2 separate regions of the Homo sapiens genome follow, and region 2 is linked to region 1. Evidence: read pairs that join two places in POLR2A ChIA-PET (ENCODE). Cell type or tissue: PC-9. All regions are shown on one strand.

The links. ChIA-PET counts read pairs that join two places held together with the same protein. Peaks named below come from ENCODE experiments on the same cell type or tissue, not always from the same donor. Only the 100,000 strongest peaks of a DNase experiment are listed, where the experiment ranks them.
Region 2: POLR2A ChIA-PET joins it to region 1 with 5 read pairs; 1 of 35 experiments calls an interaction of 5 or more read pairs at or near these places.

What each region holds. Positions count from the first base shown.
Region 1 is chr1:146,006,095-146,008,594 of GRCh38, reverse strand. No RefSeq gene overlaps it. Among named protein-coding and RNA genes, the nearest start is that of TXNIP, 11 kb to the right of the region's middle. In PC-9, CTCF peaks have their summits at 926 and 1,127 (motif pointing right); a DNase peak (open chromatin) is centred at 1,164.
Region 2 is chr1:145,470,498-145,472,997 of GRCh38, reverse strand. No RefSeq gene overlaps it. Among named protein-coding and RNA genes, the nearest start is that of TRN-GTT9-1, 3.7 kb to the left of the region's middle. In PC-9, no CTCF peak of the experiment used is centred here; a DNase peak (open chromatin) is centred at 1,458.

The DNA of each region.
Region 1 (2,500 bases):
GTGCTGGAATTACAGGTGTGAGCCACCACACTTGGACAATCTTGGACTTAAAAAAAATCTTTTTTTTAAGGCTCAGGGACTCACTAGGAATTTTGTCCTAGCTGTGTGATCATAGGCAAGTCATTTGAGTTCTCTGAATCACAATATTCTCTTCTGCAAAATGTCTTCCTGCTTACCTGGTGAGAATCAAATGTTTGTGCAACTGCGTTATAATGCATATATATAGATATATAGATGACAAAATATAATTAACAAAGAAAGTACTGGCCGGGCATGGTGGCTCACACCTGTAATCCCAGCACTTTGGGAGGCCAAGGTGGGCAGATCACCCGAGGTCAGGAGTTCAAGACCAGCCTGACCAACATGGAGAAACCCTGTCTCTACTAAAAATACAAAATAAGCCAGGCGTGGCGGCGCATGCCTGTAATCCCAGCTACTTGGGAGGCTGAGGCAGGAGAATCGCTTGAACCTGGGAGGTGGAGGTTGCGGTGAGCCGAGATCGCCCCATTGCACTCCAGCCTGGACGACAAGAGCAAAACTCCATCTCAAAAAAAAGAAAGTACTGATCTGGCACAGTGGCTCATGCCTGTCATCCCAACACTTTGGAAGGTCGAGGTAGGAGGATCACTAGAGCCCAAGAGTTAGAGACCAGACTGGGCAACATAGCAAGACCCCCATATCTACAAAAAACTTAAAATTAACTAGGCATGGTGGTAGTCCCAGTTCCTCAGGAGGCTGAGGCCGAGGGTTGCTTGAGCCCAAGAGTCAGAGACTGCAGTGAACTGATCGCACGACAGCACTCCAGCCTGGGCAAGAGAGAGGCCCATCTCTTAAAAAAATTAATTCATTTTTTCAAAAGGCATTGATGGATCTAGAAAAATAAATAAATGTTTTAAAATTTTTTCTTAGAAAAGAAAGTATTATTAATTGTCAGTCTGGATAAAAAAATAGAAACTTGTTTTAATGTAGAATTTCTTTCCCTCAGTCATGAACACCACATTTCCTTCATTTGTTCCTTCTCATAATCAAAAATCATCTTTGCCACTCAGGGGAGTGATCTGGGCTGTTTTGGCTCTCAGAAAAGCTTTTATTTGTTTGAGACAATTCTTGGACTAAGAATTTTGACAGTATATTAAACTGCCCACTAGGTGGCAGAGCTGAGTCAACTGTATTTCTGAATTGTGTAAGAAATAATTTCTCAGAAAAGGGGAAGTTGGGTTGAGCACACAATGTCCCATCTCCCTCATACTTATAAACACCAACGCAGTCCAATTTTCTTCTCACAGAAAAACAAACCACCACCTCTCGCCTCCTTACCGTCCCTGCTCTGATACATATTTGGGCCACAGGCTTTGAGGAGGGACAAATATGATACAGTTTAGCATAAGAAACTGAGGTTGAGGTGTCAAGTCTAATAGTAATAAGAAATAATACTAGGATCTGAATTACTGGTATATTCTATCCAGAGACATAACCCAATCTATCAATTCAATCAATCTATCTCTATATGTATGTGTGTGTCTGTGTGTGTGTGTGTGTGTGTGTGTGTGTATATATATATATATATATATATTTTTTTTTTTTTTTTTTTTTTGACATGGCAATTCAAGCCATCCTCCCACCTCAGCCTTCCGAGGAGCTGGGACTACAGGCGTGCACCATCACACACAGCTAATTTTTTTTATTTTTAGTAGAGACAGGGTTTCCCCATGTTGCCCAGGCTGGTCTCGAAGTTGTGAGCTCAAGTGATCCGCCTGCCTCAGCCTCCCAAAATGCTGGGATTACAGGCGTGAGCCACTGCACCTGGCCTCAATTTATATTTAATAATACATTTATTCTGTGAAGTGTACTCTAATAGATGCTAGGAAGAATACAAAGATAAAAAAGGGCAGAGTTTCTATTCTCTAGGAATTTAGGAGAGAAAAGGCACTTTACGTGTTAGTGCTATGTAAGAAATATGAATGTGCTATGGAGTATTCCAAAGAGAATGAAAAAATATTTGATTGTAAGGTAAAAGATGAGGGGATTGGCTGGGCATGGTGGCTCATACCTATAATCCCAGCACTTTGAGAAGCTGAGGCGGGTGGATCGCTTGAGCTCAGGAGTTCAAGACCAGCCTAGGCTACATGGTGAAACCCTGTCTCTACAAGTTTTTTTTTCTTTTCTTTCTTTTTTAAGTTAGCCGGGTGTGGTTGCATGCCCCTGTAGTCCCAGCTACTCGGGAGGCTGAGGTGGGAGGATTGTTTGAACCTGGGAGATCGAGGCTACAGTGAGCCATGATAGCACCACTGTACTCCAGCCTGGGTAACAGAGTGAGACTCTATCTAAAAAAAAAAAAAAAGTTGAGGGGATTGGGAAGCAAGAAATGTTTTTGGTTTTGCTTTGTTGCTTTGAGATAGAGTCTCACCCTGTCACCCAGGCTGGAGTGCAGCAGCATGATCTCAGCTCACTGCAACCTCCACCTCCGGGGTTCAAGCAATTCTCCTGCTTCAGCCTCCCG
Region 2 (2,500 bases), 540 kb after region 1:
TAGACTGTGATTAGAGAAAATCATTCCTCATGGGGAGTGCCATCTGATCTCCATAGCAACTGAGGAACACACCTTATCAGTCAGATAGTTGGATCCATTTGTAACGTTTGACCTATGTCCCAACATTTCCATTGTGCCTATCACCCCTAATCCTCTGGACTAGTGCAACTTAATAATGATAAGATAAAAACTCAATTGGCAAAGCTAACAGAAGTTTTTAACCTTCTCTGGCCAAAGATCCCCCACTGTTTCTGGAAAACTTTCACTCCCTCCCTTTGAAATTAGAACAGGAAGACCCATGCAGTGGTTAGATGAAGGGGCTTATGAACCTGCACTGCACTTCTTAAAGGTAACATTCTCCATTATTTCTAAGGTCTCACAAAACTTCTTATGAAGAGCTCCAAATTAATAAAGGATGCCTTTCATAATGAGCTGATGGGAGATGAAAATATCAAAAACTATGCCTATAAACTGGAGATGTCGCTTACTGGAAACAACATCAAATAAAATACTCCCTCCAAGTCCACTGGAGGGCACCACGTAGGTATTATTAATATTAATTTATTTTTTTGAGATGGGGTCTCACTCTGTTGCCCAGGCCGGAATGCAGTGGCGTAATTATGACTCAATGTAGCCTTTATCTCCTGGGGTCAAGCCATCTTCCTGCCTCAGTCTCCCAAATAGCTGGGACCAGAGGTGTGGGCCACTGCACCTGGCTCACATCAGGTATTATTGCCTCATCTCTGTGGCAGTAAATATAAGGGCATTGACACACAGATTCATGTTTCTCATATCTAAAAGGCAACCCTACCAGAGTGGACATCTGTCAGTGGAGGTTTTCACTTAAAGGTGACCTGCCATCTTCCTGACGAAGATGGCAAGTAGCTGACATCTGTTGTAGCCCACTTCCACCCAAGATACTGGCCTGTATAACCAGCTGTTCACAATTCCAGTGCTCACTGCACCTGGAAGAGTTAGTCTCTTTTTCTCTTGACTGGAATACATACACCATCAGGGCTCCTTTAAGTTGTAGGGGTCGTATCCTATTGGTTTTGGTAAAATCACCCTATATGTATATTCTCTAAAGATATGACACACTAGTCCTATTGCACGTACATGTATATACATATACATACATACATAGCAAAATGCCTATGATCAGATTTCTGTTTTACTGTCCTTAATTAATTTGATTACATCAGGGAGGGATAATTCTCTGATCAGAATCTCACAAACCATTGCCACTGTGGGAAATGTGACAAGGTGCTGGGTTTGCCACCTTAAACCACCAACCACTTTTGACCATAATGACCCATTGGTACATCCTGTGCCAAATTTCACCTGTATTCCTCCTGATTGAACTCACGATGCAACTCGGGGTTACATCAAGCAAAACCTGTTTATCGAACCTGTCTGACTCATCCTAACCTTCCTGCCGTACGTCTCAGTTTAACCCATCATAATTGTACTGTCAAAATAACTGCCTGTAATCCCAGCACTTTGGGATATCGAGGCAGGAGGATCACTTGAGCCCTGGAGTTTGAGACTATCTTCCTGGGCAAAATGGTGAAACAATTTCTACAAAATATACAAAAATATACAGTTGGGTGCATGGTGGCACCCAACTGTAGTCCCAGCTACTCAGGAGTATGAGTTGAGAGGATGACTTGAGCCCAGGAGTTCGAGCCTGCAGTGAATCCAGATGACACCACTGCACTCCAGACTGGGCAAAAGAGTGAGACCCTGTCTCAGAAAGTAAATAAATAAGCTGGGCGTGGTGGTGTGTGCCTAACTCCAGCACTTGGGAAGCTGAGGTAGGATGATTCATTGAGCCCTGAAGGTCAAGAGGTCAAGACTGTACTGGGCTGTCATGTTGCCACAGCATTCCAGCCTGGGCAACAGTGAGACCCCGGTTGCAAAAAAAACCAAAGATCAGAAAGAAAACCAACAAAAAATTGTTGTCTCACTCTGAAATGACAGTGGTAAACACCATGATGCTATTGGAAAGTTAAGAGAAAAACACTCCCTCCTGCTATCAGGATCCAACCTGCCCTCTTGCTCTAACATGTCTGACCCATGCATGGTTTAAATGCCGAAAGCTGATGTACCCAAATTATACTACACTTACCTGTTGTGCACCAGCATTTATTTGGTCTGTGGAGGAGATCACCATCCATGGCCCTTAAATGTCTAAAGACATGGAATGATGAAGTGCAATGTCTTTTAGGATATTTGGTCATGCCTATATATATATATATAGCTCTGAAGAAACCCAACATTGGATGAGTGGGGAGGCCGAGGCGGGTGGATCACCTGAGGTCAGGGGTGCAAGACCAGCCTGGCCAACACTGTGAAACCCCGTCTCTACTAAAAATACAAAAATTAGCTGGGTATGGTGGTGTTCACATGTATTCCCAGCTACTCAGGAGGCTGAGGTAGGAGAATCACTTGAACCTGCGAGGCAGAGGTTGCAGTGAGCCAAGATCATGCCACTGCACTT